Regions from separate parts of the Homo sapiens genome. Here regions 2, 3, 4, 5, 6 and 7 are each linked to region 1. Evidence: chromatin contacts called from ENCODE Hi-C or POLR2A ChIA-PET data. All regions are on one chromosome and are shown on one strand. Each heading gives the region's core, a stretch centred on a gene start or an enhancer-like site at or near the end of the contact. The rest is flanking DNA. Distances are from core to core; before and after follow the strand shown.

What was found. A loop is a pair of places that touch in the nucleus more often than their neighbours do. ChIA-PET counts read pairs that join two places held with the same protein, here RNA polymerase II (POLR2A). Pooled maps may share reads with other maps.
Region 2: a map of naive thymus-derived CD4-positive, alpha-beta T cell shows a loop between it and region 1 (5-fold over the local background). The contact joins the promoter of OIP5-AS1 here to the promoter of TMEM87A in region 1. A Hi-C loop is called at or near these places in 1 of 168 maps with a recorded cell type or tissue (naive thymus-derived CD4-positive, alpha-beta T cell) and 8 of 50 pooled maps. POLR2A ChIA-PET finds 5 or more read pairs at or near these places in 2 of 52 experiments (CD4-positive, alpha-beta T cell and common myeloid progenitor, CD34-positive).
Region 3: a loop to region 1 is called in a map of CD4-positive, alpha-beta memory T cell, with 21 times the contacts of the local background. The contact joins the promoter of OIP5 here to the promoter of TMEM87A in region 1. A Hi-C loop is called at or near these places in 2 of 168 maps with a recorded cell type or tissue (CD4-positive, alpha-beta memory T cell and naive thymus-derived CD4-positive, alpha-beta T cell), 2 of 37 single-sample maps with no recorded cell type and 12 of 50 pooled maps. POLR2A ChIA-PET finds 5 or more read pairs at or near these places in 5 of 52 experiments (GM10248, GM12878, OCI-LY7 and 2 more).
Region 4: a map of CD8-positive, alpha-beta T cell shows a loop between it and region 1 (5-fold over the local background). The contact joins the promoter of CCNDBP1 here to the promoter of TMEM87A in region 1. A Hi-C loop is called at or near these places in 2 of 168 maps with a recorded cell type or tissue (CD8-positive, alpha-beta T cell and naive thymus-derived CD4-positive, alpha-beta T cell), 2 of 37 single-sample maps with no recorded cell type and 11 of 50 pooled maps. POLR2A ChIA-PET finds 5 or more read pairs at or near these places in 4 of 52 experiments (A673, CD4-positive, alpha-beta T cell and activated CD4-positive, alpha-beta T cell).
Region 5: a loop to region 1 is called in a map of naive thymus-derived CD4-positive, alpha-beta T cell, with 37 times the contacts of the local background. The contact joins the promoter of NDUFAF1 here to the promoter of TMEM87A in region 1. A Hi-C loop is called at or near these places in 5 of 168 maps with a recorded cell type or tissue (B cell, CD4-positive, alpha-beta T cell, CD8-positive, alpha-beta T cell and 1 more), 1 of 37 single-sample maps with no recorded cell type and 11 of 50 pooled maps.
Region 6: a loop to region 1 is called in a map of CD8-positive, alpha-beta T cell, with 25 times the contacts of the local background. The contact joins the promoter of RPAP1 here to the promoter of TMEM87A in region 1. A Hi-C loop is called at or near these places in 3 of 168 maps with a recorded cell type or tissue (CD4-positive, alpha-beta T cell and CD8-positive, alpha-beta T cell), 2 of 37 single-sample maps with no recorded cell type and 7 of 50 pooled maps. POLR2A ChIA-PET finds 5 or more read pairs at or near these places in 1 of 52 experiments (HepG2).
Region 7: a map of CD8-positive, alpha-beta T cell shows a loop between it and region 1 (23-fold over the local background). The contact joins the promoter of MGA here to the promoter of TMEM87A in region 1. A Hi-C loop is called at or near these places in 3 of 168 maps with a recorded cell type or tissue (CD8-positive, alpha-beta T cell and naive thymus-derived CD4-positive, alpha-beta T cell), 6 of 37 single-sample maps with no recorded cell type and 15 of 50 pooled maps. POLR2A ChIA-PET finds 5 or more read pairs at or near these places in 4 of 52 experiments (CD4-positive, alpha-beta T cell, CD4-positive, alpha-beta memory T cell, activated B cell and 1 more).

The regions. Positions count from the first base shown.
Region 1 is chr15:42,271,032-42,275,315 of GRCh38, forward strand. It overlaps TMEM87A (transmembrane protein 87A), which reads right to left and starts at 2,402. Exons shown (of 20, transcript NM_015497.5): 1 at 2,224-2,402; 2 at 1,032-1,092. The coding sequence starts at 2,367. GANC (glucosidase alpha, neutral C) reads left to right here and starts at 2,170. Exons shown (of 24, transcript NM_198141.3): 1 at 2,170-3,479. The coding sequence starts at 3,451. RefSeq lists enhancers at 1,752-2,001, 2,162-2,391, 2,364-3,563.
Region 2 is chr15:41,279,663-41,283,946 of GRCh38, forward strand. OIP5-AS1 (OIP5 antisense RNA 1) reads left to right here and starts at 3,035. Exons shown (of 5, transcript NR_152821.1): 1 at 3,035-3,056. It overlaps CHP1 (calcineurin like EF-hand protein 1), which reads left to right. Exons shown (of 7, transcript NM_007236.5): 7 at 1-2,225. RefSeq lists an enhancer at 3,223-3,964.
Region 3 is chr15:41,330,438-41,334,721 of GRCh38, forward strand. OIP5 (Opa interacting protein 5) reads right to left here and starts at 2,154. Exons shown (of 5, transcript NM_007280.2): 1 at 1,803-2,154; 2 at 1,478-1,544. The coding sequence starts at 2,124. NUSAP1 (nucleolar and spindle associated protein 1) reads left to right here and starts at 2,444. Exons shown (of 11, transcript NM_016359.5): 1 at 2,444-2,613. The coding sequence starts at 2,521. RefSeq lists an enhancer at 1,908-2,167.
Region 4 is chr15:43,183,054-43,187,337 of GRCh38, forward strand. CCNDBP1 (cyclin D1 binding protein 1) reads left to right here and starts at 2,350. Exons shown (of 11, transcript NM_012142.5): 1 at 2,350-2,554; 2 at 2,767-2,826; 3 at 3,101-3,180. The coding sequence starts at 2,446. TMEM62 (transmembrane protein 62) reads left to right here. Exons shown (of 14, transcript NM_024956.4): 14 at 1,207-2,091. The coding sequence ends at 1,533. It overlaps LOC124903478 (a long non-coding RNA gene), which reads right to left and starts at 2,834. Exons shown (of 2, transcript XR_007064604.1): 1 at 2,716-2,834. RefSeq lists silencers at 2,076-2,375, 2,596-2,685 and an enhancer at 2,856-2,955.
Region 5 is chr15:41,400,786-41,405,069 of GRCh38, forward strand. It overlaps NDUFAF1 (NADH:ubiquinone oxidoreductase complex assembly factor 1), which reads right to left and starts at 1,711. Exons shown (of 5, transcript NM_016013.4): 1 at 1,359-1,711.
Region 6 is chr15:41,542,043-41,546,326 of GRCh38, forward strand. RPAP1 (RNA polymerase II associated protein 1) reads right to left here and starts at 2,215. Exons shown (of 25, transcript NM_015540.4): 1 at 2,177-2,215. RefSeq lists a silencer at 775-975 and enhancers at 1,455-2,036, 1,970-2,359.
Region 7 is chr15:41,657,956-41,662,239 of GRCh38, forward strand. MGA (MAX dimerization protein MGA) reads left to right here and starts at 2,450. Exons shown (of 24, transcript NM_001400225.1): 1 at 2,450-2,570.

The DNA.
Region 1 (4,284 bases), core at 1,152-3,651:
CACACATCTATCATCAGGATTTTTATCCCTCATCTAGAAATAAAGCTGCCCACGATCAATCGTTCTCTAAATTAAAGCCGGTTTCAGAACTAAAAGGAAGCTTTTACTGAACACACAATGGGATACTTTAGATTCAGATACAGTCATTTTTCCACTAGACAAACTAGTTTTGTTCTACATAATCCCTATTTCTTGATAATATCTGAGCTTCCTCTTCCAAAGCAGTAAAATACTCCTTTTGTAAATAAAGGATCTACTAAATATATTCCTTCACAGCCAACGGCCTGACAAACCTAGGTCATGTTTGCAGTAAACATTTAACAAGCACACAAGAGTAAAACCTCTTTAATCTACACAGAACAGATTAAAACCACCATGCAGGGAATCAACCCCAACATAATCACAGTCATTCACTACATAACATTTCAGTAAATGAAAGACTACATATACAACGGGGGTCCCATAAAATTGTAATATCGTATTTGTACTCTACTTTCCTATGTTTAGATATACAAAAACTTACCATTGTGTTACAACCACCTATAGCATTCAGTACAGTAACATGTTATACAGGTTTATAGCCTAGGAGCAATAGGCTGTACCATACAAACTAGGCGTGTAGTGCCATCCAGTTTTAAGTATACTCTATGATGTTTGCATAATGACAAAATCACCTAAGGATGCTTTTCTCAGAAAGTATCAACTGTAAATGTAATTCGACTGAGATGTGACTGAATATTCAATGTAGTATATACAGCATATATATTAATATATACATTATATATACTAATATATAATGTCTACATAGTGTATATATGCAATGTAAACACCAGAAAAACAAGAGAAGAAAATAAAGTTCACACGAGTACTTTGAAGATGATTCAGTAAAAGGACCTTAGTAATACTAAAAATATTTATACCTAGATAATGCCAGACTATTAGATTTCAGAACTTATAAAATAGGTAATTTAAAACATTACCTATAAATTTTTAAAATTCAAATTAAAACTTCATGAAATTCAAAAACTCACACTTCAGGAAGATAGTGGTATTTCTGAAGAGGATCTTTCCAAAACTAAAATAATTTTTCCCCTGCAAACATAAAGGAAAGATAATTAGCCTCAGATGGCTTCAATTACCAAAGCATCATATAACTATCTAAGACTGCTAGAAATTCCAACTTAACTTAAATCTTTATGGGACGTACCCCTTAATCAGTTCATTCCCTTTACTCACCAATCACTGCTCAGAATAACCAATCATTTTTTCTAATGAACTATTCTGTGTGCAAATAACCAGAGTTTTATTTTCAAATCTAAAAAGACTTAACTATTAACCATTTTAGTAACAAGTAAAAACCTAACTGAACACCTGAAAATCTTCACCACTGAACAAAAGGTATAACGTTTACCATAATAAAAGCCCAAATAAGATTTGGACATTACAGTCAGTGAGCAGAGCAGAATGAAACAAAAAGGCCAACGTAGGTTTAATGGGGCTAATGCTTTTCAGCATTTCCTCCCTGCATCTGGTTTTTGTCTGCTCACAGGACTATACCTGTTACTGAAATAAGGTTTAAAATGGGTAAGGGGCAGAAAGGGTCAACCCATGTAGTTAATTATCCAAATGAAAGACTAGCCTTACCACATTAAATTTTAAGTACTATTTCTTCAATTTTAACCATTCCCATGTTAAAACACATTTCTTAAATCTCTATGCTTTCTAGTCACACAGTAAAGCTTAGAATAGCCATTCCAAAGTTGAAGCGAAGTCGAACCATCTCGTAAGCAGAATTACCCAGGGACCAAGAAGTGCAGAGGAAGAAAAAGAAAGAAAGAAATGAAGACTCCTATTTACATATCTTTCTTATCCAACCCGGGGACACTGGATTCTGTGAAACATCTGAAAGATAAACAACTCTCCGTTTGTACATCAAGTTTACATCTCAAGTCAGGCACTGAAAGTTCTGTTTTTCTGATGAGAAGCCGCTCCACCACTCCTTTCTGTTGCTGAAGTGGCCCTTACATTCCCGCTAGCCTAATCACAGAAGTGCGCGGCTTTCCACTCCAGGGAGGTGGGTCCCAGTTGGCTAGCCACACAGACCATCCCAGCAACCCCACCCCTTTTGAAGAGACTTTTGCGGAACCTTCATGGACCCCTTGGGCCGCCGTAGCCCCACCCCTTGCTCCTCTAGGTTCAGACGTTAGTGAAGTGAATACTCACCGACGGTATCGGAATGTGCCATTTGGACCGGTCGGCAGCAGCTACGGTTGCCGGTCCCGCACTGAAAAACGACAGTGGTGACGGGTGAGCTCCCAGAAGCAGAAGAATGACAGGCAACACCTGAAGCCACGCAGCCGCCGCCATCTTCACAGCCGTGGAGTGCCTACCGAAAGCATTTCACCCTCTTCCGGTTCGTCCCGCCTTCTTCCGGCTCTGCTCTAAGGGCGGGATTATCCGGGTCCTGGAAACGTCGCGGAGCTTGTTTGCTGTGCGGCGTAGCGGCCCCTCTCTCAGACAGTCGTCTGTGCGCCGTGAGACTTTGGACCTACTGCGCAGGCGTCATCCTGTTGGAACCTGGTCAGCTGGGTTAGAGAGATCGCTACATGCCAGCCTGGCCTGAGTCTTTTCTGTCTCCCAGCCGTTAAAGGTTTTAGGACCAGGCAGGCACCCCGTGCAGGATTTGGCTCTCTACTTCCGCTCGCCCCAGCCCTTCATCCCTTCTAAGTCAATGTCAGACTTTGGGGCCAGAAAGTCTGGAAAAGCCCTAAGCCTGGCTGCCCAAGTGGCGTCTAGTAGTGAGTTCTCCGGTTTGGGTGGTATTTAAGCAAAGGCTGGAATTCGGCGGTGGTGGAGTACACGCGATTCCTAGACTGGGTAGTGTAACAACCTTCAAAGGCCCCTTCTAGCCCTGAAGAGTACGATGCTGCAGTACAATCTGGCTGGAGACCTAGCCTCCAGCAAAGACCCGGCCGGCACTTCCCACCCTTAACCGAAAACGGAGACAGAGAGGGTCAGTTTTCAAAATCTGTGGCGTGACCCCGCCACTGAGATAGATCTGCAGATGCTTCGTCCCAGTCAGGGAGGCCGTCTCGGCATTTCCAGGTTCTTAACGCTCTTGATTTTTACCCTCTAGGACTCATTGCGTACACGCCCTCACCGCCGCCCAGTTTCGGTTCCTAACAAAAGCACGTTCCTCATCAGCCACCCATAATCAAGACAAATTTGCCAAATAAATCATTGTAGAAACGCTAGTTTGGGCCTGAAAAATTCCAGGAGCAAGAGTCAAGATTTGTCACTCCATGAGAATCTGGAGGGGACTCCCTTCCCAGAAACTTGACGATGAAGTACTGGTTGTAATTTTAGAAAGACACCCAATCGGCTTTTTTAAAAGATCGCCCAGGGCCCTTGTCCTGAGAGCTGGGAGCTGGTCGGAGTGACAGAGAAGCCATGGAAGCAGCAGTGAAAGAGGAAATAAGGTAAAGGCCAAGTGCTTCTGTAGCGAGTGACCCCAGGGTCCCTAGAAACAGGGAATAGTGTTTTAATTGCATTTCTTATTTGCGTATTTGGTATTTGCTGACCTTTATCTTTTCTCTCAATTCGCGGGAAGTTAGTTGATATTAATAGCCTCTCATAAAATACTTTCAGGATGGTTAAATAGGCCGGGTGCAGTGGCTCACGCAGGTAATCCCACAGCACTTTGGGAGGCTAAGGTGGGAGGATCGCTTGAGTTCAGGAGTTCGAGACCCCCTCCCCGCCCCCTCGGAGTCCCAGCTACTTGGGAGACCACTGGGAGGATGGATTTGGAGGCTGCAGTGGAGCTGTGATCTTGCCACTGCTTGGGCAACAAAGTGAGACCCTGTCTCCAAAAAAAAAGGATGGTTAAATAACATTAACAGTGGAAAAGTTGCAATCAGAACTCTTAACACGTGAATTTCAGGCATGTTGCTTTCCAAATTCATCTATAATCACCCCTTCCTATATCATCCCAGAGTTAATTCTTCGAAGCTGTAAAGAGGAAACAAAAGATTCTCCAATCTTTGTACACTTGATTAAAATAAACTGGGCCGGTTCGCTCATGCCTGTAATCCCAGCACTTTGGGAGGCCTATAGGTGGGCAGATTGCTTGAACCCAGGAGTTCAGACCAGCCTGGGCAACATGCTGAATCCCTGTCTCTACAAAAATTTTAAAGTTAGCCAGACGTGGTGATGTGGGCCTGTAGTCCCAGCTACTCAGGAGGCTGAGGCAGGAAGATAGCCTGAGCCCAGGAGGCGGCAGTTGCA
Region 2 (4,284 bases), core at 1,785-4,284, 990 kb before region 1:
ACACATCCATCCAGTCTGAGAAAGTGAGAGAGGCAATCATGCCAAGAACAAGCCAGCAAAGCTCTTTCACCAGATGTAGACTGTAGCCCTGCTGCCTTCCCTCCAGCGAGTCTGCCAGCATGCTTCTTCATCCTTTTTATATGTTCTTTGCTTCCTACTTCCCTGTCTTCCAACATACTGTTCACTTACTCTGGCAGTCTTTCTGCTTTTCATTAAGCCTCAAAATCTCCTCTGTTCTACTTGGCACCACAAGCTATGTCCTATATATGTATTTCTGACTTGGCAGGATAGTTCAGGGGTCTGGCAGTTTTTATTTACCTTCATTATTAAATGGGCCTCTGGGATGTTGCCTCTTCAGGAGCTTTTTGGTAATCAATACTTCTCTCAGAAGTATGAGACCATCCTCTGCACTCTGCTCTGTCATCAAAGGCTGCTGGGTGGAGATACCCTTTTTGAAAGGTGGCCTTGGTGAGAGGTATGGAGCCAAGTCTTCTAGGTTGCTTGCCCACATCACTCTATCTCTGGCCTCTGATTCTCAACTTTGTACCTGTGTGGCTCCTCTTGTTAGTGCAATGTTGACTGTTGAAAAAGCAGCAGTATGCTTACAGGTTTGCTTAGTTTGGGGACACCGTTACCACCAGAATGGCTGCTCTGACAATATGCCTAGGGACTTTCTCATGGCTTTTATTTAATAAGGAGGCTGGGCACCCTATAAAGCCTCATGCATTCACACCTTTGCAGCATGGTTTATGCCTCAGTGTTATGTGCACTGGAATGTTTTCCACTTCACATTTCCAAGTAGAAATATTAGTGTTACGGAAGTGCCTAATATCCCAGTCCAAATTTTTTTTTTTTTTTTTTTTTTTTTTTGAGACAGAGTCTTGCTCTGTCACCCAGGCTGGAGTGCAGTGGTGCGATCGCTCACTGCAACCTCAGCCTCCTGGATTTAAGTGATTCTCCTGCCTCAGCCTCCCAAGTAGCTGGGATTACAGGTGTGCACCACCATGCCCGGCTAATTTTTTGTATTTTTAGTGGAGACAGGGTTTCACCATGTTGGCCAGGCTGGTCTCGAACTCCTGACCTCGTGATCCGCCTGCCTCAGCCTCCCAAAGTGCTGGGATTACAGGTGTGAGCCACCACGCCTGGCCCCAGTCCAAAATATTTAAAGATTGTTTCCTTAGTGTCTTGAAGTTTTGCACAAAATTCTTTTTTTTGAGATGGAGTCTCACTCTGTCACCCAGGCTGGAGTGCAGTGGCGTGATCTTGGCTCACTGCAACCTCTGCCTCCTGGGTTCAAGCAATTCTCCCACCTCAGCCTCCCAAGTAGCTGGGATTACAGACGTGTGCCACCATACCTGGGTAATTTTTGCATTTTTAGTGGAGAGGGAGTTTCACCATGTTGGCCAGGTTGGTCTTGAACTCCTGACCTCAGGTGATCCTCCTGCCTCGGCCTCCCAAAGTGCTGGGATTACAGGCATGAGCCACCGTGCTCAGCCGCAAAATTCTTTATGAATTTTACACTTGGCAAATGTTAATGACGGAAGCCATAGTCTGCTCCTAATACATGTCCAAAGCATTGACTGTTGTGTCATTAGCTGCCTGGTTACATTAGCTCCCTGGCTTCTTGTTTAGACCACTGCTAATCCCTTAAAAACAAGAGGTCTGGCACTAGTAGCACAACCTAAGGTGGCATTACAGATCTTTGAGCGAGCCACAGCAACTTTTCTGCCAAGTCAGCTTAGTTTAGACTTCAGTGAATCAGGCTATTGCTATCCTAATGTATGTCTCTATGAGTGTATTTAGCCACACATCTGCCCTTGGTTGACTTTCTGACTCATTGCTTGCTTGCTTGTTTCCTTGCTTTGGAAAACTATTGAAGATTGCTAAAAAATACCACTGCAAAGTGATGGAAAAGGGTGGAGAACAGGGGAGTAGCCAGGCTGGATGGCTCAAATATAAATGAATGAGGAATTCTTTATGAAGTATCAGTCAGATTTTATGATTAAGTGATGTAATATAGGAATTATGTAAAAGGGAAGAATGTCTGATACTGATCTATTAGAGAGGTACTTTAGAGGCTTCTTGATTGGCATAAAGTTCCTAAGGTTATAGATTTTCCCCCCTTTTGGCTGTATAGCAAAGTGTTTTAATCCACGGTTGTGCCTTATTGTTCCATTAAAATTGTATCTTCGATCCATCAATAAATACTTGTGGTTGAAACAAAATAACTTTTGTCCATTTTACAAGAATTTTATGTAACTTAGTCCCTTCAAGTTTGAAATCACAGTGTCTCCCTTACTCAAGTTTATGTCTGTACGGTCAGCTGCAGTCTACTCTGCTGCTGCCTGGATATATGAAGTGGAAACATTCATCGAGGGGCCAGCACTTTTGGCTTCGACATGGTTTTGTCAGCCGTGGCCACTTCCCATTCATTCCAGCTAAGACGCAATTTCTATTCTTGACTCCCTGACTCCTTAAATGTAGAAAAAGCCTAAAAATCCAGTATATGTCCATTCCTTAAATTGCCCACCTCCTCATTCATGTGCAGCCTCAGCGGTGACATACTCTGGTTTTACATGGCTTTTTCTTTGCATTTCTTTTTTGAGATGGAGTCTCACTCTTGCCCAGGCTGGAGTGTAATGGCACAGTCTTGGCTCACTGCAACCTCCGCCTCCCAGGTTCAAGCAATTCTCCTGCCTCAGCCTCCTGAGTAGCTGGGATTACAGGCACGTGCCACCACACCTGGCTAATTTTTGTATTTTTGGTAGAGATTGGGGTTTCACCATGTTGGCCAGGCTGGTCTTGAACTCCTGACCTCAGCTGATCCACCCGCCTCAGCCTCCCAAAGTGCTGGGATTACAGCCACCGTGCCAGGCCAGGAATCTGCATTTCTAAGAATCCACCCAGATGACAGCCCTCTTGGTGTTTGGCAAGCACAGTGGACCTACACTGCCTACGCTGGGCCTCGCTTGTCATAACCCCGAAGAGGAGCCACCCCACGTATACCCTCCCTGCTGTCACGTGTCCGTGTGAAGAGACCACCAAACAGGCTTTGTGTGAACAACAAGCCTGTTTATTTCACCTGGGTGCAGGTGGGATGAGTCGGAAAAGAGAGTTCAGCAAAGGGTGGTGGATTATCATTAGTTCTTACAGGTTTTGGGATAGGCGGTGGAGTTAGGAGCAATGTTTTGTGGGCAGGGGGTGGATCTCACAAAGTACATTCTCAAGGGTGGGGAGAATTACAAAGAACCTTCTTAAGGGTGGGGAGATTACAAAGTACATTGATCAGTTAGGGTGGGGCAGAAACAAATCACAATGGTGAATGTCATCAGTTAAGGCTATTTTCACTTCTTTGTGGATCTTCAGTTGCTTCAGGCCATCTGGATGTATACGTGCAGGTCACAGGGGATATGATGGCTTAGCTTGGGCTCAGAGGCCTGACACCTGCCCCTCTGGGAAATGATGCAGAAGAAAGGATGCCCTACAGTTGGGTGTAGCAAACAACAAAACTGCCAGTTACAGCAGGTTTCCTCTATGCAGGAGGGCCTTCAGAAAAGTGACGAATCCTTCTCTCCTGTATTGACCAAAGCTGTAAACAGCCGGACAACGTTTGGGCCCTTTAAGAGTCAAAGACAGAGACAAACTGGAAGCATTAAATTTTTTCCCTAGGTGTTGTGCTACCCCTGGATTAAAAGCCTGGGCGCGGTGGCTCATGCCTGTAATCCCAGCACTTCGGGAGACCGAGGCGGGTGGATCACCTGAGGTCAGGAGTTCGACACCAGTCTGGCCAACGTAGTGAAATCTCGTCTCTACTAAAAATACAAAAATTAGCTGGGTGTGGTGGCATGCGCCTGTAGTCCCAGCTACTTGAGGGGCTGAGGCAGGAGAATCGTTTAAACCCGGGAGGCGGAGGTTGCAGTGAGTCAAGATCGCGCCACTGCACTCCAGCTTGGGCGACAGTGAGAGACTCTGTCTCAAAAAACAAAACAAAACAAAAACCCTCGGGCCTGAGAATGAAATTATTAGTACTACAGTTTAACCTAACAGTGGCTTAAAATAGTCACGCGGCCTAGCCACACTATCTTACCACGTGGTACAGCTTCTACGGCGGAAATTTTACATTCTTAATAATTGAATTACAAAAGCATTTCTCCCTGTTACCTCAATTCTGGGACCCAATCCGGATCGAAAGAGTGGGGCGAGTGCTATTGATTGACGTGCATTCCAACCAACCTACGACGCAAGGAGAGCGCGCGCGAGCAAGACGATGCCCAATAAACACTC
Region 3 (4,284 bases), core at 904-3,403, 940 kb before region 1:
TCTGTCGCCCAGGCTGGAATGCAGTGGCGCAATCTCGGTCACTGCAAGCTCCGCCTCCCGGGTTCACGCCATTCTCCTGCCTCAGTCTCCTGAGTAGCTGGGACTACAGGCGCCCGCCACTATGCCTGGCTAATTTTTTGTATTTTTAGTAGAGACACGGTTTCACCGTGTTAGTCAGGATGGTCTCGATTTCCTGACCTTGTGATCCGCCCGCCTCGGCCTCCCAAAGTGCTGTGATTACAGGTGTGAGCCACCACGCCCGGCCCGTAATCAGTATTTGTAAATGATTAATTTTTCTGTACTAAGTCTTTGAAATCCAGTGTGTATTCTGTGTTCACAGCATATCTCAATGCAGATTTAATAATATATAATAGCTACATATGACTAGTGATTACAGTATAGGACAGCACGGGTCTAGATTCATTAGCCTCCTCTCCAAGAGCACATTCAGGAACCTTCTGCCTCTGGCCCCAGAATACACCCAATTCCAAGCAGGCAATTGCTCCTTCTTGCTTTGTCCCCTTTGGGTGGGAAGGGGACTCCTATAGCGATAGGGAGTGTCTTTTATTCAGGAAAAAGAAAGGGAGCTGTGGGTCTAACTCCGTTTTTGAAGTTTGTCCAAGCTGCAGAAATCTTCCTGGTTACTGGACAAAGCAACTAAGAATTCCTATATTTTAACCGTAACGTTGAATCAAACTGGTCAGAATGAAATGAATTGTCTCAATGTTAAAGCCAAAACTCAAAATTGAGGAGCCTTGCAATACCAAATTCACTGACTACTTTATTGTCACTTGTAAATCATAGTACAGGCAGGTCGCAAAGTTTACCAGGCAGTATTCAAGTACATAACATTCTAGTTGTGTTTTTCTCCAGTTTCTGGGGTTACTGAAGAATTAGCCCTGGCATAGCTTATTACAAACTAACCATAATCGCAAACTTAAAAGTTCTAATATCAAGCGTGGGCAACATACTAAGGCCTCTACAAAAAATTTAAAAATTAGCCGGGAGTGGTGCTGTGTGCCTGTAGTCCCAGCTACTCCGGAGGGTGAGGTTGGGAGGATAGCTTGAGCCAGGAAGGTAGGGGCTGTAGTGAGCTATGAGCGCACCAGTGCACTCCAGCCTGGGCGAGAGCAAGACCCTGTATCAAAAAGTTCTAATATCTAAAAGGATTGTAGTTTATAGTATGTTATTCTCACTGTAAACCAAAAGGTTATTTTTTTCTTTTGTCCACTACTAGATACATCTTTCTTAGCCTCACTTCACTTGTACAAGCCACCTGGGAGAAGTGGCCCTCAGGAAGATCCTAAAACCAATACACAAATACAACTTTTTCATTTCATTAATACATCAAGTTCATATAAGAGTCAAACAGGTAAAAGCAGCATCCCAAACTGTTTTCTCCTCGTACATGTCAGTTCCACGATCCTCAGTCTCATAAAGTCAGGGACTAGAGACCAATGTAATTATCAATACGTACCTGCCTTTGAGTGAACCTTCAATGCCAACTAGGAAGGGCGCTTCCAAAACGACGTTATTTGTAACTCCTAGGAAGACAAACACGGGTCAGAACCCATACTCTGCGGGCCTTGAAATGGAAAATCTCTCCTCTAGACAGACTCATCCTGGCCGTAAATATCAGGAGACTCCCCGATTCCCTGCCCCATCCCCAGGCCAAGGAGTTATTTGCTTCCAACTTTTCATCCCGTTTTCTTCCCCAGGTGGTTCTCCGCCACCCGGTGGAGAAAGCGGGAACACCCTCTCGGGCTAGCCTCTGCCTTTCCCGAACGCTTCACTGCACTCACTGGAGAAGACCACGGCCCCGAGGGACCGCGACAGGTCCCAGGCGAGGTGCACCGAGTCGGCGAGCACTGCGTGACACTGTGCGCACTGGAACACAGCGCACCTCTCAGGCTGCAGCCAAGACGGCAGCTGCGGGCCGGCGGCTGGCTCCTCAGCCCCCAGCCCTGCGGGGCCGAGCGGCGAGGACCCCTTCACCACCTGCGTATCCCACTCCATGGAGGTCGTAAAAGAAGCTTGGTCAATCGCCCTCTCAGTGCCACCACAAAAGTCCCCCCGGGGCGGCGTTGCACAACGTGAGCGATGCCGCAGCGGCTGAGCCGCCATCTTCCCGCAGCCGGCGCCTTCCTTTCGAATACACGCCAGGCCCCGCCCCAAGCACAGCTCCTGCGTCCTCATTGGACATCATGGGCAATCCAAGCACTGGAGTCCGAGTCCGCGCACTCGTTACCTGAACAGGCGTTACAGGCCCTTTGGCGCCTGCGTATTCGTGAAGTGTGAAAAAAGCGCGCCTCTGTTGGGACGGGAAATCAGCCTTTCTATTGGTCAGGGTTAGAAACCCCGCCTTTGAGGCATTTTCAACCAATGGAAGCGCGGCATTCTTCATTTAAACTGTCTATAAATTTCTGCCTAGTCAAAGTTAAGAGTGGCGCCAGGGATTTGAACCGCGCTGACGAAGTTTGGTGATCCATCTTCCGAGTATCGCCGGGATTTCGAATCGCGATGATCATCCCCTCTCTAGAGGAGCTGGACTCCCTCAAGTACAGTGACCTGCAGAACTTAGCCAAGAGTCTGGGTCTCCGGGCCAACCTGAGGGTACGGCGCTGGCGGTGCGGGTCCCTGGGCGGGCGCGGCGGGAATAGCGGCCTCGGGGAGATGCGGTGCGAAGGGACCGAGAGGGAAGCCCGGGACTGAGGCAGCTCTCCCTGCCCCTCGGGCAGTAGATGTGGTTCACGGTAGTCCCAGTTAGAACTCTGATAAACGGAAGAGGAACTGTAGTTTTCACCTCATTTTGAAGCTGGCTTGTCTGGGTGCTCACATGATAAGCTCTATTCCGAGGGATGGTTTATTGTTTTTTGTTTTGTTTTGTTTTGAAATTACTGTATACCTCTCAGGGCGTCGATTACGAAACTCAGGCCCAGAAAGCACAAGGGGTGTCGTTAATCGTTAGACAATTAAGTAAATAATTGGCTCAGCTTCTGGAAAACCCCAAACAGACTCCAGTGATTTGTAATATTGCCGATAATCTCTTGATACTTTATTGATGGACCTGTCAGAAAAAAAAAATCGACTTTTAGGGGAGCACCTCCTTGGGTAAATTTTTATTGATGACTGTTGGGTTGATGGTCTCTATCAAAACCAGTAAGGTCTTTGACTCCGAGGCTACAAGATGTTTGGAGAGTTGGCCCGGCGCTGTGGCTCACGCCTGTAATCCCAGCACTTTGGGAGGTCGAGGCAGGCGGATCACCTGAGGTCAGGAGTTCGAGACCAGCCTGGCCCTTAAAAAATTAGCCGGGCGTGGTGGCACACGCCTGTGATCCAAGCTTTTTGCCTGTGATCCCAGCTACTTGGGAGGCTGAGGCAGAAGAATCGCTTGAACCTGGGAAGCCGAGGTGGCAGTGAGCCAAGATCGCACCACTGCACTCCAACTTCGGTGACAGAGAGAGACTCAGTCTCAAACAAAACAAAAACAAACAAAAAACCCAAGATGTTAGAAGAAGATTTGGGGATTTAATGTAGGATAGCGGTTTTATATATTTTGTTAATAGTTGAGACTTCCCACATAATACTGCTATATACTCTGGAGGTTTCTCCTGCAGGCTGTGATACTGACAGTGAGTAAATGCTTAAATCAATCGTCACAATTTTTTTTTTATTTGTTTGTTTGTTTGTTTTTTCTTTGAGACGGAGTCTTGCTCTGTCGCCCAGGCTGGAGTGCAGTGGCGCCATCTCGGCTCACCGCAACCTCCGCCTCCTGGGTTCAAGCGATTCTCCTGCCTCAGCCTCCTGAGTAGCTGGGATTACAGGCGCGTGTCACCACGCCTGGCTAATTTTTGTATTTTTAGTAGAGATGGGGTTTCACCATGTTGGTCAGGCTGGTCTCGAACTCCTGACTTCCTGATCCGCCCGCCTCAGCCCCCAAAGTACTGGGATTACAGGCGTGAGCCACCCCACCCGACCTAAATTGTTTAAACAAAATAATCAGGGCCTAAGTGCCTGTTGGGGCTGAATGACCAAAGGGTTTTCCTTGGGGATATTTCTGGGCTGTAGTGGTTAGTGGCTCCTCTATACTTCGTAAACAAAGCCTTAATATCTCAGCCTAAATTCCTTAGGCTTTTTTGCTGCCTAGCTAGAATCTTTTATCCAAGGCTGCATCCCTGAACACTTGGCACTTTTATCTATCTTTGTCCCATTGCTCATTTTGACCCTCTAGCCTCAGATCACCTTCTTTCTCCTTTATCTGCCTGGCTGTGTGTGTGTGTGTGT
Region 4 (4,284 bases), core at 1,100-3,599, 910 kb after region 1:
ACCCCAAACCTGTTCCTCTCTGTTTTTCCAGTTTTAATAAATGACTCCACCATTCACCTGATTTCTCCAAGATGTATCCTCAATTATTCCCTTTCCTTCATACCCTGTATCTATTTCACCAGCAAGCTCTACCTTATTTGATCTGCTTCCAATGCATATCTTGAATCCATCCACTTCTCTCCATTTCTGTTTTCCTAATCTAAGTTGTAATTATTTCTTGCCTGGGTCTTCTCCCTGATATTCTTGCCTCCTTACTCTCAGCTTAATACAGAGCATCCAGTGTGCTCTTTTAAAAACTTTACAATCAGCTCACTTACTTTTCAGCTTGAAATGCTTTGAAGCAGAGCAGTGATCTGGGTCCTGCCGACTGCCCCAATTTCCACCTGGCTCATGCTCTGCATGCACTTCCTTAAAGAGGCCAAGACCTCTCCCACCTCTGGGCTTTTCATTTGTTCCTTCTGCCTAGAATGCACTTCCCTCCGCTGATTCATTCTTGTCCTTCTGGCCTCTGAGAGCCTTTCTCCCAGTTACCTTCTCATGACCCAGTTCTTTCCTTCATTGAACTAATCACGATCTGTAATTATATTTTTTGGTTTTTTTTTTTGTCTGTCTTCTCCCTGTTAGAATGTAAGCTCTATGACGGACCTTTTCTAACTTGTTTGCCATTGTGTCCCCAACTTGGAGCCTAGCTCATGCCTGCTACATAATGGGTGCTCAATAAATATTTGTTAAATGAATGAATCATACAGCAGCTCAACTTGGATTATAATTTAGATACTCTAATTTATATTCCAGTACTTATCATGCTACCTCAAACAAAAATGGAGGTAAGAAAAAAAATACTGATAGCCAAGTCCTCCCCTCACTCCACCAAAAAAGAGGGGTTGTTGTATGTGTGTGTATACATTTACTCAGTTCAATTCCAGCTTAACACCATTGGGTATTAACTGTGTATATGATACTGTACTACAAGTTGGGACTTCAGCATAAATTAAATGATACCTGCCTCTAAGATGAATAAAAGGACATGGGCAAATACACAACTAGCCACAAGTCAGCTGTTGTGTTATAAGCAACTGTGCTTGAAGTAAATTAGCTAACGCCAAGACAGATAGCAGCATAGTCTTAGGATCCACTAATAATGCATTATTAAGACCAAACTCTTCCAAGGACTTGGGAGTAAGCTATGGTTCTGTTCTTTTCCAGCTGGCGTTTTTTAACATCCCCTTGATGGCTTACATGTGTTGGAGCTTGCTGCAGCGGTGCTTTGGTCACAACTTCAGGTCTCATCTCCATCAAAGAAAATACTTGAAAATTATGCCTGTTCACCTACTTATGCTACTGCTGTACATCTGGCAGGTTTATTCCTGCTACTTTCTTTATGCAACATACGGCACCCTAGCTTTTTTATTCTCCCCTTTGCGGACCTGGTTGACACTGCTGACACCTGTTCTCATTCGTTATGTGTGGACACTGAACTCCACCAAGTTTGGAATCTTCATGGTGCAGTTAAAAAGCCACCTGAGCTCCTGAAGGCCATGTCTCACCACTGGCAGCTGGGCAGAAGCCCAGCCTCTGTGTCTGTAGCCCAGGCCTCTACCCCAGTAGCAGGTGGAGGGCCAGGATTGGTGGGTGAGCTTTAGGGAGCAGCTGCTCGTTTGGAGTCCTGGACGTTGGAGGGATTACCCACTACTGATACCTGCAGAATGGACTGCAGAAAAGTCTCAAAAATAATGCCTTTATTCCTTCCCTCCCTAAGGAGGCAAAGAGTTGATTTACCTTTGTGAAGAGAAAACCCTTATCTAGGACATCCACAGGGTAGAGGTTGGGTGTGTGTACGGGAGTGTCTGAGGCCCAGTGTGTTTTTTAGGGTTACCCCATGTAAAGCACTTACCGCTGTGCTTGGAATTCAGCAGCTGTCAAAGGTGCAATTTCAGGGGCAGGGAACCTTTGAGGATCTGGGCCCGACCCTCACTACCCCTGAGATATTAGTTCCCAGGCCTGTTTTCCCACAGGATTGTGGGCTCTCTGCTTCCTTAGTCGGAAGTGTTTTCAACTAATCAAATAAATGAATGAATGATGAATAAGAAAGACGGTGAGCCTGAGGCTTGCTTGTGTAGCCTGGCCTAAGGGGCAAGAGAAGGCGTGGCCTGTCCTGGCCTCTGAGAGTGGGATGGTTGGTGCTGTACCTCAGGGGACAGGGCGGGGCGGGAGGAGGCGGGGCCAGGCCTGGTCTCTGATAACGGGATGGGTGGTGCTGGACCTCGGGCGGGGCCGGGCCTCGTGGCGGGAGGAGGCAGGGCAGGGCCTCTGGGACGGGGCTGGACGGCTTGTTGACGGAAACGAGCCCTTGACGCTGTGGCCCGGAAGTGGAGCGGCTGTCGCAGTGCGGCTCCGGCAGTGGCAGCGGAGGCCTGTGTTTGCGGCCTTCGGCAAGCGACTGAGATGGCGAGCGCAACTGCACCTGCAGCCGCAGTCCCCACCCTGGCTTCGCCTTTGGAGCAGCTCCGGCACTTGGCGGAGGAGCTGCGGTTGCTCCTGCCTCGAGTGCGGGGTGAGCTGACGGAGTTAGAACGGGCGACGGCAGGGGCGGGCTCGGGGTCGGGGAGAGGCCGGGCTCGGGGTCGGGGAGAGGCCGGGCTCGGGGTCGCGGAGAGGGCGGGCTGGGGCGGCGGCGGGGAGCCGGGCTTGGGCGAGGGAGGTGGCTCCGCTTACCTCAGCTTTTCCATTCGCCACCGTTCGGCCCCCACACGCCACACCCACAAGTCGGCGAAGCCCAGGAGACCACCGAGGAGTTTAATCGAGAGATGTTCTGGAGAAGACTCAGTGAGTGCGCCTCCTTCCGGGCTCCCCTTGCCTCAGTTCCTCCAGCGTCCCGACCCCTTTTCCTCCCGCTGTCCCCCACGGAGGGGACTGCTCTCCCCCGCTGCATCCTTTCTGTGAGGTACCTTACCCACCTCAGCACCTGAGAGGGTGAAATAGAATTCTAACCTCGACATTCGGGAAGTGTTTTTGAGAAGTCTCGGTCGGTAAGGGAAGTCTTCCAAGTCCGTGCAGCACTAACGTATTGGCACCTGCCTCCTCTTCGGCCACCCCCCAGATGAGGCAGCTGTGACTGTGTCAAGGGAAGCCACGACTCTGACCATAGTCTTCTCTCAGCTTCCACTGCCGTCTCCACAGGTGGGCTTCACTTTCGTGGAATCCTTGGGCTGCCGAGTTACACCTTAGGAATCCTCTAATTTTCTTTCCACCTTTTGCACGCACGCCAGGAGATTTCTTTTCTTCATCTGTCCAGTGAGGTTACCGTTTTTACTTCACAGGATTGTTGTGAAGACCGAATTGCCAAGTGCAGTTCCTGGCGCGGAGTAGGCAGGTCTTATAAATATTGGTTCAGTCTGAAGTTTATCCTGGTTGTTTCCCTTCTGATAATTTTTTAAGCACTTTTTATTTGCTGGGTGTTTTCACATACTTGATGGCCATCTGACAGATGAGCAAGGAGGCTCAGAAGCTCAGCTTAAGATTTAAAAAAAAGCAGGGGGGCTAGAATTTAAATCAAGGTCTATCTGATGTCTAAGCTACCTATTCTGTTATACTGCATAATACCCTTTTTATATTATTTTTTATATTTAATCAGTAACATATGTAGATAGTACAAAATTCAACAGATATCAAAGTGTGTTAAGTTTACCTTTCCACCCACTTTCTCATTTTTGTCTCCCCCAGTTCCTTTTGCATTATTCCACGTATATTCTGTGCATATATACATTCATATACATTTATCTGTATGTGTCAGCTTCTTTTTACACAAATGATACATAAACACTGTTCTGGACCTTCCAACTTAGAATTACTGCAAACAGTGTCGTGATGAATTACCTAATTCTGTGTATGTGTGTATATTGGTAGAAAAAATTCCCGGAAGTAGAATTGCTAGAACAAAGATTTATGCATTTTAAATATTCCTTTATTATAAAACTAATGAAAGTAAACATGTTGGCTATGACCACGTATGCTCTATGCTCAGTTTTTCTAGAGTTGTGTATGCTTAATATAGGAGTAAGATTCTTTTAAAATGGCATATTCATTGCCTTATTTGATTTTCATAGTCAATTGTTTTAATTTTTCAGTCTACATATATAGGTGTTTGGAAAGGATATAAATATCTTCTGCTGCATGTACCTACAGTGATAAACTCTCTCCTCCTACATACCTTTGAGATTTTTTTTTTTTTTTTGAGACAGAGTCTCTCTCTGTCACTCAGGCTGGAGTGCAGTGGCACAGTCT
Region 5 (4,284 bases), core at 461-2,960, 870 kb before region 1:
CTTGTTCTCCCAAAGTACTGTGATTACAGGTGTGAGCCACCATGCCCAGCCTACTCCTAACACTTTCATATCACCCTGATATATATTATCTCATGCCATCCACACACAAATCCTATGAAACAAGTCAGATACGTATTTCCTTTCTGTAGGATACAGACACCAATAGGTAAAATGACATTATCAATACTTTTTTTTTTTTTTGAGACGGAGTCTTGCTCTGTCACCAGGCTAGAGATCTCCGCTCACTGCAATCTCCGCCTCCTGGGTTCAAGCGATTCTCTTGTCTCAGCCTCCTGAATAGCTGGGATTACAGGCGGGCGCCACCATGCCCGGCTAATTTTTGTTTTTGTTTTTGTTTTTTCAGTAGAGATGAGGTTCCACTATGTTGGCCAGAGTGGTCTCGAACTCCTGACCTCAGGTGATCCGCCTACATGGGCCTCCTAAAGTACTGGGATTACAGGCGTCAGCCACGGCGCCCAACCTTTTTTTTTTTTTTTTTTTTTGAGATGGAGTCTCGCTCTGTCACCCAGGCTGGAGTGCAATGGCACGACCCTGGCTCACTGCAACCTCCGCCTCCCGGGTTCAAGTGCTTCTCCTGCCTCTGCCTCCCGAGTGGCTGAAATTACAGGTGCCCGCCACCATGCCCAACTTTTTTTTTTTTTTTTTTAAGACAGAGTCCAGCTCTGTCCCCCAAGTTGGAGTGCAGTTGTGCGATCTCGGCTCATTGTAACCTCCACCTCCTGGTTTCAAGCAATTCTCTTGCCTCAGTCACTGGGATTACAGGCGTGCGCCACCACGCCCAGCTAATTTTTGTATTTTTAGTAGAGACAGGGTTTCACCATGTTGGCCAGGCTGGTCTCGAACTCCTGACCTCAAGTGATCCGCCCGCCTCGGCCTCCCAAAGTGCTGGGATTACAGGCGTGAGCCACCGCGCCCAGCCGACATTATCAATAAGGTTTGTTGATAAATCAAAACCATGTAAACAGTATGTTTTCACATGTATTATAAACGTTAAGGGAACCAGGAAAAATTAACAGTTGATCTGAGGTCCCGGAATTATGGATAATATTTAAATTCCCCCGCGCCGGTTGCACTTAAATGATTTTACCTCTACACATACCGAAATTTGAGAAACAAATGATAGCTCATAAAATGTTTTCCAAACCCTCCGTAGTGTTACTTCTCTAATAATATAACTTTAATTATAAATGCTTTGTTTCATTTTTTTTTTTCTACCAGTAAACAGAAAATCTAAACTATTAACTGGACAATACCGCCCTGAGGTTGACGGTGGGTTTTGACAACACAATCCACGCAGCTAGAAGTGAGTAGAATTAGTAAAGCTATCCATGCCTTACCATGTGCCAGAAACTGCTCTAAGTGTTTCACTGACGGCTCACAACAATCCTGAGAGAGGTACTATTATTATTTCAATTATAGAGACGAAGAAACTGACGTTCCAAGGCTAATTTACCCGAGGTCACACAGGTAGTGAGTGGCAAAATTCTTCCGCCTTGGCGTATACCTCCCGCACTCACGGCCTGGCCTCCGGAGGCTAGACGGTTCGCCGCGCTGGGGAGGCCCCCTCAACCCTCAAGTGCCAGGGCTCTGTCGCCTCCCCACACCCGGGACACACCAACCGCCGGCCTGCCGCCGCTTACCTCCCCGAGCCTATAGTGTACCTTCCGCCCAGAAGCCACTTTACCCGTATAGGTCCATCTGCTTTTCCCTTCCGATGCCAAACAAGGCGTCAGAACACCAAAGTTCCGGCCGAGTACAGAAGCCCAGGAAGGACAGCAAGGACCCCGTAGCCCAGCCAACTGAGGTTTTTGGAGGTTTTTGGTCCACTTGGTCGCCAGTTGTAAGGAAGCAGTGAGAATTCAGATAAGTTTTTCGCCTCTCCTTCCTGTATCCTTTCAGGCGGCAAACTCCATCCCTGCGTCTTTTTTTTTTTTTTTTTTTTTGAGACGGATTCTCGCTCTGTCGCCCAGGCTGGAGTGCAGTGGCGCGATCTCGGCTCACTACAACCTCTGCCTCCCAGATTCAAGCGATTCTCCTGCCTCAGCCTCCCGAGTAGCTGGGATTACAGGTGCGCGCCATCATGCCCGACTAATTTTTGTATTTTTAGTAGAGACGGGGTTTCACCATGTTAGCCGGGATGATCTCGATCTCCTGACCTCGTGATCCACCCGCCTCGGCCTCCCAAAGTGCTGAGATTACAGGCGCGAGCCACCAAGCCCGGCCCCCTGCGTCTTTCAAATAGAACCCAGTTATTGCTAACGCGCCTGTATCCCTTCCTTCCTTATCTGTCGCCTCGGTCCCCACAAGAACTGCCTGAGGCCTCAAAAGGCCGATTCTGCTGGAATTGCCCCCATGAATTCTTGAGGACCACCACGCACCTGGACAGCAGCCCCTCCTACCAGCCCTTCCCGAGTCTCGCCCCACACGGTCGCCAGTTGCTCAGGGCATCTGTTTGTACCTTGTGCACACCTCTCTTAAAGCACTTTTTTTTTTTGAGACGGAGTCTCACTCTGTTGCCCAGGCTGTAGTGCAGTGGCGCGATCTGCAACCTCCGACTCCTGGGTTGGAGCAATTCTCCTGCCTCAGCCTCCCAAGTAGCTGGGATTACAGGTGTGTGCCACCACACCCGGATAATTTTTGTATTTTTAGTAGAGATGGGGTTTCGCCATGTTGGCCAGGCTGGTCTCGAAATCCTGACCTCATGATCCACCCACCTCGGCCTCCCAAAGTGCTGGTATTACAGGCGTGAGCCACCATGCCCGGCCAAAGCACTTAAACATTGTTTGTTTTTGTTTTTTTTTCTTACTGCCAGGGAAGACAGAATCAACATTGTATCTTTCACTCACTTCTCACTTCCTTTGCCACGCTGTGAGCTTTCTTGGGTCCAGACTGCGCTGTTTTTCCTTTCCCCAGAATGTACCATAGCGGCGGGAATTTAGTGCTTAGTGTGAATTTGAGAGCATATAGTTCCGTAACACCTTTGTTCTCTAAGGTTCCGAAGGAGCTCACTAAATACACTAGCCCTTTCCATGTTTTCTCCTTCACTAGTTTCCGCGCCGCCTCCTCTTCCTCAAATTCGGCTTGGCTTCTCTAGACTCTACACTTGCCCCCTCAAACCTTACCTTTCTGCCCCCATCACTGACTCTTCTATTCTCTTCCCACAACCTTTAATGCGGGCTGTCTCTCCATGGCCCATCCTGCCTCTACCTCTTTTCTAGTTTCAAATATAAGTTATCGGCCGGGCGCGGTGGTTCACGCCTGTAATCCCAGCACTTTGGGAGGCCGAGGCGGGCGGATCACAAGGTCAGGAGATCGAGACCATCCTGGCTAACACGGTGAAACCCCGTCTCTACTAAAAATACAAAAAAATTGGCCGGGCGTGCTGGCGGGCGCCTGTAGTCCCAGCTACTCAGGAGACTGAGGCAGGAGAATGGCGTGAACCCGGGAGACGGAGCTTGCAGTGAGCCGAGATCGCACCACTGCACTCCAGCCTGGGCCACAGAGCCAGACTCCGTCTCAGAAAAAGAAAAAATCGAAATGTCTTTTTGTTGTTGTTTTTTAGGAAATATCCTTGAGCAATAAAGAAAACTAAATGTCTAAAACTAAATGTGTCATTTTTCCTCCTACTAATTCCTCCTGTCTCCCTATTTCTGTAAATGGCCACATCCTTCTAGGATGGAAATGCTTGACTGTCCTTGGCTCCTCTCCTTAAAATCTTCTCTTACTGATTTTAAATCCTGTTGCATTCTCTTGCTGTTTTTGATCTTTGATCTTTTCACACCTTCTTTCCAAGCCCACTGACACGTTTCTTGTTTTTTTGGTTTTTAAAATATAGTAGCCATCCTAATGAGTGTGAAGTGGTATCTCATTTTGGTTTTGATTTGCATGTCTCTAATCATTAGTTGTTTGCTGCTTTTTTTTTTTTGAACCACAGTCTTCCTCACCCAGGCTGGAGTGCAGTGGCGTGATCTCGGCTCACTGCAACCCCCGCCTCCCGGGTTCAAGTGATTCTCCTGCCTCAGCCTCCTGAGTAGCTGGGATTAGAGGTGCATGCCACCACACCCAGCTGATTATTGTATTTTTAGCAGAGTCAGGGTTTCGTCATGTTGGCCAGGCTGGTCTCCAACTCCTGACCTCAGTTGATCCACCCACCTCGGCCATCCAAGGTGCTGGGATTACAGGCGTGAGCCACTGTGCCAGGCTGTTTGCTTAAGTATAGGAAGCCCCATATGTATTTATTACCAGTGGAGAAAGGAAGGCTGG
Region 6 (4,284 bases), core at 965-3,464, 730 kb before region 1:
GTTTACTCTGGGCTGAGCGGTGTACAAGGGGCTGTAAATATAAAGAAATGGGAGTAAAATCCAGTCCCTGGGTTCAAGGGGCTTACTGGGGAGACAGAGACCATGCCGAAATGCTGGGTCTTTTAATAATTTCCCACTTCATTATCTCTCTTTGCCCACACAAGTCTAGAAATTCCAAAGGTTTACAGTTTAAATGATGTCTCCAAGATTGTAAAGGTCTTCCTTTGGTCAATGATGTACCCAAAGTTGGGGTGAGAGAATATGGTAAACACACATATAAATTTACAAGGCAGTACATCCCAGTGATGAAATTAATTGCATAGAAGATCAGTGCTACACGATTTCAGAGGTGGGAAAAATCCCTAAAGGTTAAAAATAGAGGTCAATATTGAAAGAGAAAACTTAGATAAGTAGAGAACTGAAGGAAGTGGATGAAGTGAGCAAAGACCTGTCTACAAAATTTCATCTTAAATTTGGCATAGAACTTGTATTAATTACTATTTGTAGCATGACAACAGCGAAGTATACAGATGTGCCTTTTCCTGGATGGGAGGTAAACAGTATGAAAATGGACTGCCTGTGTTCAAATCCAGGCTCTGCCATTTACTAACTGTGTAAGCTTAAGCAAGGTATTTTACTGAAGTTACTGTGCTTGTTTCCTCATCTGTAACATGAAGATAACTGTACCTACCTCCTGAATTAATTATATATATGTAAGAAGATTAGAACAGAGTCTCATACATGAAAGGACACAAACGCCAGTTATGATTCTTATTATTTATATAGCCAAAGGGCAGATAACCATATCTAATTGTTGGGCAGTCTGACCAACAAACAAGGAAAAAGTCTCCTACCCCAATGCCTACCCAAAGGCCCTAAGGAAGGCTGAACTAGATGAACTGAGAATCCATAGTATGGTAACAATTCACTCCTATAAGAGTCTACATAAGCAGAAACAATTCCTACTTATCCATGGATTCATGTGATCCAAAAGCAAAGTCCAGCTCACTTCATAGGGTGCGCCATACCTACATCACAAAGAGAGCCAGGGGGTTATGGGCACCAGTTTTGGAATCAATAGGCCAGAAGTCAAATACCAGTTCCGCTACTTACTAAATGCACTAAATGTGCGAAATTAGGCAAATTATCAATGCTGTCCTTTTTTTTTTTTTTTTTTTTTTTTTGAGACAGATTCTCCCTCTTGTTGCCCAGGCTGGAGTGCAATAGCACGATCTCGGCACACTGCAACCTCCGCCTCCTGGGTTCAAGTGATTCTCCTGCCTCAGGCTCCCGAGTAGCTGGGATTACAGGCGCCTGCCACCACGCCCGGCTAATTTTTTGTATTTTTTTAGTACAGACGGGGTTTCACCATGTTGGCCAGACTGGTCTCGAACTCCTGATCTCAGGTGACCCGCCCGCCTCGGCCTCCCAAAGTGCTGGGATTACAGGCGTGAGCCACCGTGCGCGGCCTCTATGCTGTCTTAAGTCCCATTTCCACAACTGTAAAATGTGAGTAACAGGTCCTATATAATAGGAAATGTGTGAGGATTTAAATGACTATACACGCAAAACGCCTAGCCCAGTGCCTGTTACTTATATAAATAAACCTCAGTAACAATTATTTTAGTCCTAAGTAAAGCCACCAGTGTGTTTCCCCACAAATCCAGCGCAGATTTGTCCAGAACCAATCAGTGCTAGAAGTGATAACATTTTCAGTTATTAATAGAATAAGAATGGGTTGGCCGGGCGCGGTGGCTCACGCCTGTAATCCTAAAGAGTAATGCCTAAAGAGTAACTCGTAAAAAAAAGTAGTCCTAACAATGGACCTCTGGGTTTATGTTGGCCTCTGAGGAGTCTCTGGGGCTCTTACATTGCAGCCTATCCTCCAGAGCCAGGATCCAATCCCGAGTCGGGACGCGTGACTGCCCTTACCGCTCAGGTCAAGGGCTCCAGTTAAGCCTCCTGGACCACCCAACTCTACAATGAGGAATCATCGAGTCGCAGCTTTCGCCGCCCGTTGAAGGGCCGTGCCCGAGATCTATGCACAGAGGAGGCCACAGTTGCTCCCTTACAGACCAAAGGCCCGCAGGCAGGTTCCAGCAAAGAAACTGGACACGCTACCCTGGGTCCTCCTCCCAGATCACCTGAAATCCGTCCCTCCAGCCCCGCCACCTACGTGCTCCAGGCCTGTCTGGGCGCCGCCATCTTGCCCCGCAGAGATCGCGTTTCCGCCGCCGCCAGATTCCAGCTTCCGCCCCGCAGCCCAGCCCCGCCTCTCCCGGTCTTATCTCGGAGCATTCTGGGCTTTGCTTGTTCAGTGCAGCGGACTGGTGAGCGCGGTGCTGCGCGGCTGGCGGTTTATTACCCCCACGTAAGCTCTATACCATCACCCAGAACACACATCCTTTTTTTTTTTTTTTTTTTTTGAGACAGAGTCTTGCTCTGTCGCACAGGCTGGAGTGCTGTGGCGCAATCTCGGCTCACTGCAACCTCCGCCTCCCGGGCTCAAGCGATTCTTGTGCCTCAGCCTCCCGAGTAGCTGGGATTACAGGTGCCCGCCACCACGTCTGGCTAATTTTTGTATTTTTAGTAGAGACGGGGTTTCACCATGTTGGCCAAGCTGGTCTCGAACTCCCGACCTTAGGTAATCCGCCCGCCTCGGCCCCCCAAAGTGCTGTGATTACAGGATGTGCCACCGCGCCTGGCCCACACATGCTTCTGATGTACAGCAGGCACAGCCCCTTCTGCACTTACGACACCCCTGGCAGGGACACAGCGTTCCTCAGACGTCCCTCTGCACTCACCAGCCAGTGTTACCACATCCCACATCCCAGCACCCACGCCCACGGCAGCACACAGAAACGTGGACACACACACACACCCCAACGTGACGAATGTGTTTATGGAAGAGCTAGAAGGTAACCATGAAAAAGGCCCAAGGAAAGAACACTGCCAGTGTGCACTGCAGAAATAGTGGTGGTGAGAAGAGAGGGAATAAAGCTTCCTTGCTAGCAAGGTTATCATCTTCTCCAGAATCTTGCCTTTGTTCATCCCACTCTCCCTTCTTGGAAATCCTCCCTCTTTTCCCTGCCACCCCTGTCTCCAAAGGATAACTCTTTAAGGCCTAGCTGGCGTCAACTCTAAAACCTCTGCCAGCCACGCCTACTCACCAAACTTTCCTTGGATTCACCTGGAATCTCACCGCCTGCACCAGTTGTGTGGTATGCTAAGAACACACTGCCAACTACCAACTGTCACCGGTTACCTTTTCACAGGCTTATGTCCTGTTCCCTTGAATAGACTGTCAGTTCCTTGTGGGCACCAGACCTTGTACTTTGCATCTAAATACTGAGCACCCAACGTGTTGCCATGCACATAGTAGGACCTTAAGTAAATCATTTCTAGACCAAAGGACATCATGGGGCAGCCAATGTTAGTCCAGTGGCTTTCCAACTTTAACAGGCACCAGAATCAACTGGAAGTCTTGTTAAACCAGATTGCTGGGGCCAGGCACAGTGGCACATGCCTATAATCCCAGTACTTTGGGAGGCTGAAGCTGGCAGATCACCTAAGGTCAGGAGTTCGAGACCAGCCTGACCAACATGGTGAAACCCCATCTCTACTAAAAATATAAAAATTAGCAGGGCATGGTGGTGTCCATCTGTAGTCCCAGCTACTCAAGAGGCTGAGCCAGGAGAATCACTTGAACCTGGGAAGCGGAGGTTGCAGTGAGCCAAGATGGAACCACTGCACTCCAGATTGGGCCACAGAGCCAGACTCTGTTTCAAACAAAACGAAACAGATTGCTGGGCCTCAACCTCTGAGTTTCTGATTCAGTAGGTTTTTCTTTTTCTTTCTTTTTTTTTTTTTAAGACGGAGTCTTGCTCTTGTCGCCCAGGCTGGAGTGCAATAGCATGATCTCGGCACACTGCAACCTCCTCCTGGGTTCAAGTGATTCTCCTGCCTCAGCCTCCCGAGTAGCTGGGATTACAGGCGCCCGCCACCATGCCCAGCTAATTTTTGTATTTTTAGTAGAGACGGGGTTTCACCATGTTGGCCAGGCTGGTCTCGAGCTCCTGACCTCAGGTGATCCACCTACGTCAGCTTCCTAAAGTGCTGGGATTACAGGCATGAGCTACTGCACCTGGCCTGTTTCAGTAGGTTTCCTTTTTTTTTGTGACAGAGTCTCGCTCTGTCGCCCAGGCTGGAGTGCACTGGCGCAGTCTCAGCTCACTGCAACCTGCACCTCCCGGGTTCACACCATTCTCCTGCCTCAGCCTCCTG
Region 7 (4,284 bases), core at 1,200-3,699, 610 kb before region 1:
GTAGACATCTGAAAAGTGCATGGGGTGCCAGCCTTTCCCCTATCCTCAGCATATAGTAGGCACTCAGATATTTGCTGAATAGGAAAAGTGTGCATGTAAATGAGATAGTGCCTATGTGTTTATAGAACAATCTAGGATCAAAACTGTGTACATTCTAGGCCAGACTGTTTAATTGCATGCATTCTCTCTAGTTTTTTGTTTGTTTCCCCTTAATATTCAGAAAAATCTACTTGAACGTGCAGTCTAGGAAAATCAAGGCAAAGACTTTTGTGTTAGGCTGGACCAATAAGTTGAGCTATGATAACTGAAAAAGGTGGAACTTAGGAGCATCACTTTAGCAGTTAGCTTGGCATTCTTAAACCTTCGGTTATATATGGATGCCTTTTAAAGGAGGAAATTTCTTACATTATCCAAAGTATACAACCAAGAACTTTAGTATGAGAATGCTGCATTAAAAGTTGAATGTAACCATTTAAGTGGTTACTCAAAGCAAACAAAAAATAAAAAAGAAAAACAAGCGGTTACTTGGTACCTGCATGATGGTAAATCCAAACTGGATCCCTGAAATGTGTGTGGTGGTATGATTATTTTTAGAATATCATCTAAAAACACTTAAAAGTTCTCATAGGACCCTCAGATTCTTGACATCTCCCGACCTCTCTAGGTTAGGCGGACTCCACTTTGAAAAACTATGGATAGTTTTCCTCTCCCACCGAGATCTGTAGTACTGAATCTTCAAAGTTCAGCGTTTTTTTTTTGTTTTGTTTTTTTAAAGTATCTAGTATTTAGTTATATGTTTGCCTGGTGTAGGGAAGGAGTACCAAAAGAGAATCTCCATTCCCCTTCTTCCCAAGTTGTCCTCACAGATCCCCCAGTTAGAGAGATCATTTGGGTTAACTTGTCTCTTTGGGGATGCATGGTTGTTAACCAGTCATTCACACCTTATGATCATATATTTTAATGCTAAATCAACATAAATTTACTTCTTCCCCAGAAAATGGAAAATTTTTATGAGGAAACCTCAGATCCTTGAGAGGAAGGCATTCTTGGTAAGGTGGGAGATTCTGACAGGGCAGCTTGTAGGAAAGAAGTTCTTGGGTTCAGGGAAGAGGAGGAAGGTGTTAAACTGTTACTTTTCAATTTTGCCTAGGATCTTGAATGCTCTTGCTGACCGTGCCTGACTTGGGGTTTCAGAATGCCTTCAGAAGTCTCTAAAGTAGCCTACACGTTTTCTAGTTCAGACTATTCCAGCAGTTTCTGTCAATGTTGTTGTATATCTCCTCAGGAAGAGCAAAGTGTAGAGAAATATGACCTTCCTAAGTAAAAAGTAGGTCAGATCAGTAGTGTTGGATAAGCCTCCTTCTGTTGACTCCTTCCTTAGTCTTCTCATTCTCCTTCATAGTGTTTTGTATTGTCACATAGCATGTCACGTAGTAGGTTCTCAGTGCTTGCTAATTCTTATCAAAGAAGGCAGTTTTGGATCATTGACCACAAAATCTGCTCTCCTACTCCCTACTTCTTTTTTGCCTTTTAAGAAACTACGCTTCCTTTTTACTGGTGTCAGGAGCACAGAAGAAAGAACAGCTGGTAAGGAGTAGAGAAGGAGAAAGAAAACTACTTTTTGAAGGTTAGGAGAAATACTGTCCATTGATTTACTTCAGCAACTGCCTGACACATAATAGATATTCACTAATACTTTCTTTGCACCTCATAGCTTAAATGTCTTGAAGAAACAAAAATTGAATGCACAGGATCAAGGCACTAAAGCTTAGATAACACACTCCTGCATCGTTTCCCTGTTTTATCAAGATATCTTTCATCTTTATATCCGGCAATTTAGTGGCAACTCTTCGCTTTCCAACTGCGCACTGAGTCTTTCGGTCTCCTCCCCATTTTCCTAGTCGTCTTCGGTTGTGGATGTTGTAAACTCGACCATCCGTCTCTCAAGGTCTTTGGCTTCAAGGTTTCCCAATGCTCTGGAGCTGTCCAAGCCCCGGTACTCCGGGGTGGAAGACCTCAGATTCATTTGACGGGCTTGTGGAGGTTGGGGGTCTGCGGAGCCCCGTGTGGGTGGGGCTGGGCGCGGCCGGGGCGGAGCCGGCGAGGAGCCCTAGGGAAAGGGTGAAAGGCACAGTTGAGAAAGGCCCGCCGGGCATTGGTTTCACAGTTTCCACGAAGGCTTCGTGTGCAAGCCTGAGGAGTTTAGGTGCCTCCCTCCTGCCTCGCCTTTCTTGGTTCTAGAACCTTCAGTAGGCTTTTCTGGGTTGCAGGGACCCGGAAAAGCAGCGGCTTCCACTCGGGGGGCGGGTCCCAAGGGTCTTGCTGCTGCTCTGGGGCCGTTTGGACTCCTGGTGTTGGGGGAGGGGTCAGGGAGGTGCTGCTCGCGTCTCCTTTTGCGCCTGCGCGGCGGGCTCCGAGCGGGTAGGAGCGCGTGCGCGGTGACGTGGACGTCCGGTGCGCGCGCGCAGGCTCTTCAGCTGGAGCGGACACACGGTGTGCGAACCGAACAGAATAACCCGCCCCCAGCGGGATGTGAAGGACTCCGGGTGAGGCCGGCCACGCCCCGCACGGTAACTCTCGGGCCTGGGTGGAGGGCATCGCTTAGTACTGGCCCGATTGGAGTTTTTCGAGAGTTTGAAGCTCTTGTGTATTTGAACGGCGTGAGAAACGTTCCGCTGAGAGAGCTTCGCACGCCCTCGCCAGGCCGGGCCTTGCGCAGGGCCGCCTTTGGCGCGCCCCTGTGGTCCCTGAGCGAGGCTGCGCATGTCACCTCGCGCGCGTCCCCGGCCTCACTTCCGCGTCGCTCAGCTACCTAACTGGGAACATCGACGCCAGAGAGAGCGGCCACGAGGCGGGAGGGGTGAGAAGCGCCCATGGCTCGGCCCTGCCCTCGCGTGTGTGGGGTGCCGCTCCGCGTGGTACGGTCCGCGTGACGACTTCTCGCCCGGCGCCGGGCTCTAGGTCGAGAGCCACGCTTACGCGCTTTTCAGTTTAGAGCCTAGGTCTCGTGGTTCTAGAACTCCAAGGGAAACGGTGTCGGCGTCGCTTTTCTGAGAACTTGGCGCAGCGTTTTGACACCTGTGCAAACGTCTTTTCTAACAAGTAATTTCCGGCCAAATTGTTTGAGGCAGGACGTCAAGTTTAATAAAGGAGGGCGAGGAAGTGAGCTGTAGGAGTGGGGACTTGGTAAACAAAGGACCGGTGGTGTGTAAGTGCAGAAATGAGGGAGGGGAAAACAGGTGGGAAGAGCAGGTGTTATTTTCTTTATTCCTCTGTGGGGCAGCCTTTTACCTAGTTCTGTTTATGGGGTTTCCCGTTTCTGTTAAATGGTCAAGTAGGTCTCTGCCCTCAGTGCAAGGTATCTGGGACATTAACATCACCCCCCCACCGCCCCCCCAAAGCTCCAGTAGCCAAAGTTGAGGGATCTATGTGTCAGAAGAATATGGGGAAACTAGGGATCGTTTCAGACTGGGTCGGGAGTGCAAAAGTGGTAGTGTCTTGCTGTACAGATTTTTGCCTTGCCTTTCGAACCCTGGGAATGCCTTCTTTCTCTGGCCGGGGTGGAAGCAGGAACGGGTAAATGAGGTCTGAAAGGAGGGGTTACTGATGGCAGACCAACACGAGAAACCAAAGTGCACTCTTTTATTGGGAAGATAACTTTCCCAAGGTTCGCCTCGCCGGAGCAAACACGTGGATCATGAGAAGTCTCGAGCCCACCCGCGCGTGTTGTTGTAGAGCTTGCCAGGCTTATGCGGCTGAGTCCCTGGTTAACAACTGCTTGCTCTGTTCGTTCTTTTTGGGCACGATGCCGCGGCTAGGCTGCAGGGAAAGTGCCTGGGGGCGGCGTGACGGCTGCTGGGAAGGGGGTTGGCAGGGGAGGGTCTGGTGGCTGGTTCTGTAGTCTCCAAGGTAACAGAACGCGGCTGGGTCCCGCAGAGCGATCATCGGGTTCCGGCCGGCGGCACGTGATCTGTCGGGACTCTTCCCCGGAAGAGCTTTCCTTGCGGCATTTTTTCACGTGGTTCTTGGCCAGCTGTCCTTTGCAGTTGAAAAGCGGCGGTTTGTGGGTCATTAATAGTCGACGGCGTCTGCTCCTCTCGGGGAAGGCAGTGAGACCGAGCCTTTTACTTTCCTGCGTATCGGAACAGCGCTAGTGTTTCTTGCCGCCAACGGTTGTTTCTAGCGTTTGTGTGGGTTAAGTGGGTTGGGTCCACTTTACAGAAAACACAGGCTAAAGACTTGAGGAAATTCAGTGCCCTGGGTACCTTGGCATACTTACTTCAA